Regions from separate parts of the Homo sapiens genome. Here region 1 is linked to region 2. Evidence: read pairs that join two places in POLR2A ChIA-PET (ENCODE). Cell type or tissue: A673. All regions are shown on one strand. Each heading gives the region's core, and the rest is flanking DNA. Links, peaks and the distances in the headings are about the cores only.

Region 1 (4,416 bases), core at 104-4,103, 1.7 Mb before region 2:
AGAAGGGGCAACTGATATCAGTTTCTCACCTCCTACTTCCCTTCTATGTCCCCTGTAGGCAAACTGTGGTATTACCCATCTCCTGAATCCATCAGGGGCTTTATTTTCCTTGGCCTCTGATGATACAGGCTTCCCTTTAGAAAAACCTCTTTCCACTTTTTCTCTAACTTTTCAAGGCTTCCATTTGTTCACTGCTCAATTCAAATATCTCCCCTTACCATAAAATATTCTATACTATGAATAGTATTCTATTCATATTCATATTTGCATACTATTCAAATAACAATATGAATAGTATTCTATTCATATTCATATTCGAATAGAATACTATTCATATTTGTATAGAATACTATTCAAATTGTTATTCTGGAAAACTGGTCTGGGACTTCAAACATGCCAATGTCATATGTCTTGTCATCCTGCTAGCCTGCATGCCTGCTGGCCTATTCATAGCATAGATATTTTATGGTAAGGGGTGATATTTGAATTGATACTATACTCCCTCAAGTTGCATCATATCTCCCTCTTCAAACGTCTTTTAGTTTTTTAAATACACTATTATGGACTGAGTTAGGTCCCCTCAAAATTCACATGTTGAAGTTATAAAACTCAGAATGTGAATGCATTTAGAAATAGAGTCTGTAAAGCGATGATAATTAAAAATAAATAAGCAAAGTGGGCCCTAATATGACTAATGTCCAATCAGAAGAGAAAATTAGGGCATAAACATGTATAGAGGGAGGACCATGTGAATACACAAGGTGAAGACAAGGAGAGAGGCCTCTTAAGAAATCAACCTTGCTAACACCCTCATCTAAGGCTTCTAGCCTCCAGAATTGTGAGAAAATAAATTTCTATTGTGTAAGCCATCCAGTCTGTGGTATACTTTGTTACAGCAGCCCTATCAAGCAAACACATGCACTCAGTGCTTTAATCTAATGAATGACTTGGTAGTTACACGTGTATAGATACTAATGTTATAATTACCATATGCCTAGTGATCCTGCTGGCCTGCCATCCCACTGAGAGCAGCAACTATGGACCTAGAATTCCCCACATCTGGGTTTCATTTCCCACAGAGCTCATCAGGATCCTGTGCACTCAGTAAACAATAATTTGATGGTCCTTGATGGATGACTAAATTTAAATTACCTTAGGAAAAAAATCAATCCTATAATTAATTGCCCCATTGTTTATAAGAATTCATCCATGACACATGTTTTTAATTTACCCCTTACCCTCTGAGTGTCATGTAACTCTCCAGAGATTTTCTCTTCCTCTCTATAAAACTACTTCTTAAAAGTTTTTAATTCTTAAGGAAATTTTTAGAATTTAAGAAAGAAAAAAAAAAATCCAGTTTACTAAGTGCCTATTCTTTCTTCAAAACAGTTTTCTCTATTTTCTAAAAATATGTCAAGTTGACTTAAAATAATCATAATAAAAATGACAAAAATTAAGACAATAAAGAATATCATGTTATTTCAAGTAAATGTAGTATTTATTTGTATTAGTTTGTACATAAATTTCCAGAGAAATCAAGGCTTTATAGCTGCACTCGGTTTGCATTGATACTTACCTCTGCTTTTAGTGTAGGAGACATTTTCCAGTGGTAAACACTGCTTTATATCTTCAGGCTCATTAATCCCCAGCATCAGTGTGCCTCATCACAGATGAGAAAATGCAGGAGGTTCCTGTTTGGGGCCTTGCTGTCATGGTTTCTTGTTGCTAGCAACACACAGAAGCATGACCAGCTGCTGCTGCTGCTGCTGTTCCTGTTAGTCTGCTAACTAAATATGGGTGAATTTTTCTATGAGTCAGTATTTCTACACTGTCAATAACAATGTGTGTGTGTGTTTCAATTAAGGCCTGATTGTTAAGTCACTAAGGATCGACTGAATCCAATTCTAACATGAATAATCTTCAAAATTTGGCTTATGGTGTGCCATAGATGTCCAGCTAAACTGAATATAATCCTCAGGCATGAATTATGTTAAGAAAATTACTGCTGATTGAAGCTATCGTTCATGGATTAACTCACACTTAATAAAAAGCTATGTTCCTTTGATATCTTTTCAGGTTTAGTCCAGATTTGGCGGGAGTAGGTAGAGGGATGTTCTGTGGTCTTGTAAAATTGGGAAGCATTAAGAAATACAAAATTAAACATATTCCAATAATACATAAAGTTTTAGAGACTAATTAATGTCAATTTGTATCATGACTCTCCTAAAAGGGAATAGAGAATTTTATAATTCTAACACTCATTTGGAGTAACTTATGGCAACTACAGAAAATATGGTTTAAGACACACAGGAGTTCCATATGTATTTGCAAGTAATTTGAGATGCAGTATCATATGATGCAGAGTTAGAGGCAGAAGACCTGAATTCTTCTCTTACCTCTGTCAAGAATTAGCTGTGTGAACTTGGGAAGGCCTGGGGAAAGTCATTTTTATCCCATGTCTCATTTTTAAATTTGTAAAATGGAGATAAACTTATAAGGCTATTGTGAAAATTAAATTAATAAATGCATAGTGAAATTACTGTGTAAAATGAAAATCACTATATGAATATGAGTTGATATTCCATTTATAAGATGCCGCTTACATTTCCTTCAGGATTTATAGTACTTGCTGTCTCTGATTAAAAGTTGTCCTACTCTCTGGCTCTAAAATACTGCAAAATGAAGCAATCTTCTATCTGATATAGTCATCTAATTACAAGTCCAGGTCAAGCAAAATAAGACAATGTTTGAAAGTTTTTCTGATTTTTGAATTTAAAGAAATACTTTCAAATAAAGACTATAACTATAAATTTGCTTTTATTTTGAAACCATAGAATGATAAAATAAAAATTATTAGGATGGTTACTTATGGCAAAAGACACAGGGACAGAAGATGGATGTCTCTGAATATGTGTGTGTGTGTGTGTGTGTGTGTGTGTGTGTGTGTATGTGTATTTACATAGACATGTATACATATTTGTATACATATGTACACATACACACACACTTTGGAACCCTGTAAATGCTTTATGCTCTATCTATGTAATCAAAAACTGTGATTATTTCAAAAATAAAAGCTAAGCAGTTACTCAAAATTTTTTGAAGTAAAGGGATCTAACTGCATATCAAATTGTTGACAAAACCACACAGGGAAAAATTATTTCGAGTGACTTTAAAACGCAGGTTTTTTTTAGTATCACTAGTGAGATATATCCCAAGTATGAAAATCTCCACAAAGAAATCACAAGCTTTATTCGGCAGCATTATTGTTAATGATAATAATGTTTGTATTGTTATTTTGAAATTACTATATGTATATGGTATAAGATAAATAAGTATGTACATGTAATTAGGAACCAAGAGTTTCAATTTAAGAAAATTTGGGGAGAAAAGGTATAAAAGCAAAATAATAGAGGTATAGAATTATCAAGGTAGAACAACATAAATTAAGACATGTAATTATATATTTAAATATAAATATTAACATGAACACATGATTTTTCCTTTTTCTAAAATATATAGACCTTGAATTTATTTTTAAAATACATAACTTGAATTTATTTTTTTAGATACATATTACATAACTACCTCTTCACTGAAAAGCTACAGAAGCAGTGGCAAACCAGTAGTAATGACCACCCCTGGGGCCCAGATTCAGGTCTCTAAACTTTAATTCTGTCCTCAGGGAACTGATTGTTTCCAGGACTGGCTGGACAATATGTTGAATAAGTCTGGAACATCTTGTTGTGCTGAAAAGCAAGAAAGCAATCAAGGATTACAGGGAACATGTCAAAGAGACAGAGAACCCAATTAGAGCAGCTCCCACTGGCGAAACTGTGGAACAGTTGGAGCAACAATAAAAATGACTGGAAAGGTCATATATATCCATAAGTTACTAATTATACAAAAACAAAACACACACGCACATACACACTCATTGGTCACCTTTGATAATTACTAGAAAATTTCAAATACTGATTTTAAAAAGAGAAAGCATTATGGATTGTTTGTTCTGTCTTTCCTGTGTGTAGTGTATTTCATGCTGTTTTCCCAAGGTAATTGTTCAGTATAAAATCCTGTTTTCTCAACTGAAGATGACTCAGAAATCTACCAGAGCACTGAACTCTCTGTGGGATCAGCTGAAGCCATTGCTGAAATTGTATCACAGGTCAATTCCTCCCTCTGCCCACTCCTGTTCCCAAGGGCACTCCCTAGTCAGTATCCTGGATGCTAACCTCCATGACAGTTTGCTTCCCAAGAAATCTAACCTGTTGCAAGCAGTTATTGTCATGTGTGGTTTAAGAAAGCAAAACCTAAAATAAGGTTTTAGAGCTGAATTAACCTGCTCCAGAGCTGGCAATGAGGAGCCTACCGCTGATGGCAGGTGGAGCACAAATAGCCTCTGGCACAAGATAC
Region 2 (4,416 bases), core at 105-4,104:
CAGGGAGATATTCTGTGACAATAATCAAACATTGATCAACATATAGCAAGAAGCAGAATGTGTGGATAAACCAATGGTTATAAACAATTCAAATTATATGATAAATATCCCCATATTTGTCCATTGACTCCTAGCAAAGGATTAGTCCAAAACTCTTCACAGGCCTAGTTAAAATAAAACATAAATTTTAAAACATAGTTTACTTCCAACTGTATTCAAAATGGGAACACTCTAATTTATTTTAAAAGATAAGATAATTTTGTTACGCACAAGTCATACTAGAAAAATGAGATAACTATAGGTCAATCTCATCTGTCAACAAACATGCAAAAACCTTAAAGGTATTACAGCAGAATAATAATTAAAAAAACAGTGTAGGAAAATCTCTTTAGGACTAAATAGATACCAGGATGGAATAAAACATTAGACTATATATGAATCCCCTAAATTAATGGATCAAATTCATAGAATTTATGCCACATAGGAAATATATACACATATTAATAGATCTGAAAAATTCATCAGTAAAATTCAACAACATTAATTTAAAATTAAAAAAAAGTCATTGAAAGGAATCCCCTAACCCTGAAAAAGTCTAGTATCCACCTCAATCAGGCACCATACTTGCTGGCGAATCTTTAGAATCATTCCCATTATATACTCACCATCAGTGAATGAATGTTCCCATTGTTCCAGAAATCGGATAAATATTTTTTAGCAGTAGTAGTGAACTTGCCTTTTTTTTCAATCTGATAAATGTAGAATTCTCTCTCTTAGAATTTTATTTTGCATTTTCTGTATGTACATTATATTAGGAATCTTTTCATAAGTTTATTTGCCATTTTGATTTATCTTTTGTGAAATACTGGTTCACAATTTTTGTCATTTTTCTGTTTTTTTCTTATGAGTTTATTATATACTTGTATGGTTATACATACATATATGTACATAAATATATTTTTATTTTCTCCCCACTTTCTCTCTCTCTCTGATCAATCCAATCTCTTTCCAATTTGTTGCAGATGTAATTTCCATATTGTAATTATACTTTTGACACTAATAAGTGTAATTATACTTTTGATACTAATACATCTTTTGAGAAACAGTCTTATAAAATTTTAAAATAGTGGAATTTATCACTATTTTCCATTTTAGTTTGCATGTTTTGTGTTTTACATAAATAATAATTCATTATGCACATAATGATGCAGTGACTGGGAATTCTAAGCCAGTCAAATTGGCTTAAGTCCTCACTCATCCTGTTCATCAAAAGAAAGATTACTTGAATAGGGCTGACCTAAACAGGTGAGTCCTTAAAATAGATTGAATCCTTCCTGAAATTATAGAGAATGGAAGTGTGGGGACGCTTAGGCCTATGGAGGGGGTCCTTAAGTTAGATGATTTAAAGTATGAGACGGCCTATGAAGGGGATCAGGGAGGTAACCCCTGAAAGCGGTTCAATTGCTAGCAACACAATGGGGATTTCAGTTCTACACACGTGAGGAAATTGATTCTTCCAACAACTTGAAGAGTCCTGGGGTAGTTCTTTCCTATTTGATATTCCAGATGAAGACACAGCCAGCCAACACATTGATTTCAGCCTTGTGAGTCCCTGCGCAGAAAACTCATCTAAAGTGTTCTGCCTTCCCGACCCACAGAAACAGATAATAAACTGGTGTTGTTTTAAGCTGATAAATTGGTGGTTATTCGGCAATGGAAAGTAAACACCTCCTCTGTGACTTACTTCTTCACTTGTAAAATGAGGATAATATTAGTATCTTCCTCATAAAGTAGATTATTGAGAAGATCGAATAAGTAAATCAATATAAACTTTGGAAGTGCCAAGTAGTGTACAATGCTTGATTGAGTAAACACTATATAAATAATATATTTTATTATGAAGAAGATAATCCTCCATGTTTTATTCTAAAGCTTTAAAGTTTTTTTACGTTAAGTTTATAATCCAATTGATAATAATTTCTGCATAGTATCTGAGGTGGAGACCTTCCTTCCTTCTTTCCTTCCTTCCTTCCTTCCTTCCTTCCTTCCTTCCATTCTTCTTTCCTTCCTTTCTGAAATGGAGAAGCTATAGTGCAGGTGCAGGTTCTATTGGATGTAAATTCCATTTTTTATTCATTGACCTAAAATACCATCTCTTTCACATGTAAAGTATTTATGTATGAGGGCTGTTTCTCTACTCTGTCTTGTGTTCCATTGATTTATTTCTTATTTCTTATAGCAATAACTCAGCTATTAACACAAGTTTTATTATCTGAAAGGAAAAATATTAACGTCTCATCCTTCATCAAATTTTCTCCCTTTTAATTTTTCTTTTGGAAGAACTAGATACATGTATTAACTTGTGTTAGTTAAGCTAATGTAACTGTATGAATAAAATATGTTTTACATGTATATACATCAGGGTAACCATCATCTAGACCAAGAGATAGAATAGTTTTGATACTTATGTTCCTTATGCACATTCCAAGTTAGTAAAACCCCTTCCCATCACAGAGGTAGCCATTATTTAAATTTCTAAAGCATGAATTTTTTTTGCTTGTTTCTAAACTTTGTATAAATAGGATTATATATATATATATATAGGTTTATTTGCATGTTTGTAGTATTTTACTTGATACAATATTTTTGAAATCTATTAATTTCTGCGTGTAGCAGGAATTATTTCAAGTTGTTATGTGATAGTTCATTGTGTGACTATACTACAGTTTGTTAATCAGTTTTCCTGGTAATAAGTATTTGGTTTCCAGTTTTTTACTATCTAAATAATGCCTCCGTGAACACTCTCTTACAGATATTTATATTGGTTTATGCACTCATTTACTTTGAATATATACAGAAAATGAGGAATCACTGGATCATAAAATAGGTATATGTTTAATTAGAAACTTCTAAACAGTTGTTCAAAATTGTAGCATAATTTTACGCTCGTAGTAGTAATGTATGAACATTCCAATTTCCTTACACTTACATAAATATTTAGTATAGGAAATAATTTTATCTTTAACAGTTCTATTTTGTTTTAGCCAGTTGTTCTCTCCTTACAGATGTTAGTTGACCTTTTCTTGAGAGCAAGTTTTTATATACTTATTGGCCACTTTTGAGTATCTTTCTGATGAAATGTCTCTTTAGATATTTTGCCCATTTTTAATTGGGTTCTTTGCCTTTTTCTTACTGACTTGTGATTTGTTGAATATATATATTTATATATATAATTTATGAATATATGAATTATACAGTTTATAAATTTATATTGCTTATAAATTATATATAAAACTATGTTATATATAATTTATAGTGCTACAAATGATGTTATTGCAATAAAGGCTTTCATGCAAAAAACTTTAGAAAGCCCTTGATACATTTACTAAGCATGTATTGAGTGTATAACGACTGATGACCTAAACATTTGTTGAGCACTGGCTGCCAGGCACTGGGCTAGATACTGAGAATACAGCAGTGAAGAACATAAGCCCTGTATAATCTTTGATCTCAGGGAACATGAGATAACAGACAGTAAAAAAACAAACAAAAAATTTAATACTTAATTGAAATTAGCATATGTGCTCAAACAAACAAAAACATATAGACTGTTCTTAGAGTGATTGTAACAGGTTAATGTATCCTAATTAAGGAGGTCAGGGCACGTGACCCTGAAGAAGGACAGTTTAAGTTGAGGTCTTAAGTGTGATCTCAACTTAAAAAAATATGGCACAGCATGCAAGATTTTTATAGTATAATGGAAAAGGCAAATACTAAACACATAGTTACAATACGGTATGATTAAATGTTAGGATAGTAGGAATCCATGTATTATGCAAACACATAGAAGGAGCACATAACTTAATTTGATAAGAAGTCTCATTGGGGAAATGATACCACAACTATTCTTAAAAGGATTTCAAACATTTTAAAGATAATTTCTGACGGTTGAAATTTTACTCTTCTCTTACATTTTTACTATGCTGATTTATTTCCTCTTTATTTAGGAAATCTCAAGGTCCTTAAACTTTAGGGGTCTAGTATTATCTTTATGGTATATTAATACCTAACAACAAAAAATATTAAGCCCTTGGCTCAAGCACCTGGACTGAATTTAATGGATTTTTCAACTCGATAGACCAGTGTACCTTTGTAACAGACCATGGTAAAGCAATATAAACTGATATAATATAAATTTTATGAAACAGATTTACTTACTTTACAGTTTTAACATAATTTATAGCATATTTGTGTCAGTCCTAACACTGATTTTTGAACAATTACAGCATTCTTATAAATAAGTGCCCCTATTTGAATGCCACCATCCCCCAAAGAAACTGTATACTCATATGACATGCAATCTAAATTAGTACCTCAATTAATCACTGGGGTAATGCAGAACTATTACCTTTTTTT

Evidence for each region. ChIA-PET counts read pairs that join two places held together with the same protein. Peaks named below come from ENCODE experiments on the same cell type or tissue, not always from the same donor. Only the 100,000 strongest peaks of a DNase experiment are listed, where the experiment ranks them.
Region 1: POLR2A ChIA-PET joins it to region 2 with 11 read pairs; 1 of 35 experiments calls an interaction of 5 or more read pairs at or near these places.

What each region holds. Positions count from the first base shown.
Region 1 is chr1:192,488,221-192,492,636 of GRCh38, forward strand. No RefSeq gene overlaps it. Among named protein-coding and RNA genes, the nearest start is that of RGS1, 85 kb to the right of the region's middle. In A673, for the core only: a CTCF peak has its summit at 3,833; DNase peaks (open chromatin) are centred at 1,031 and 1,701; H3K4me3 peaks cover 267 bases; H3K27ac peaks cover 2,497 bases.
Region 2 is chr1:194,141,171-194,145,586 of GRCh38, forward strand. All of the region lies in intron 6 of LOC124904475 (a long non-coding RNA gene), which reads left to right. It overlaps LOC124904476 (a long non-coding RNA gene), which reads left to right. Exons shown (of 3, transcript XR_007066778.1): 3 at 2,813-3,153. Among named protein-coding and RNA genes, the nearest start is that of LINC01031, 840 kb to the left of the region's middle. In A673, for the core only: no CTCF peak of the experiment used is centred there; DNase peaks (open chromatin) are centred at 1,471 and 2,091; H3K27ac peaks cover 3,165 bases.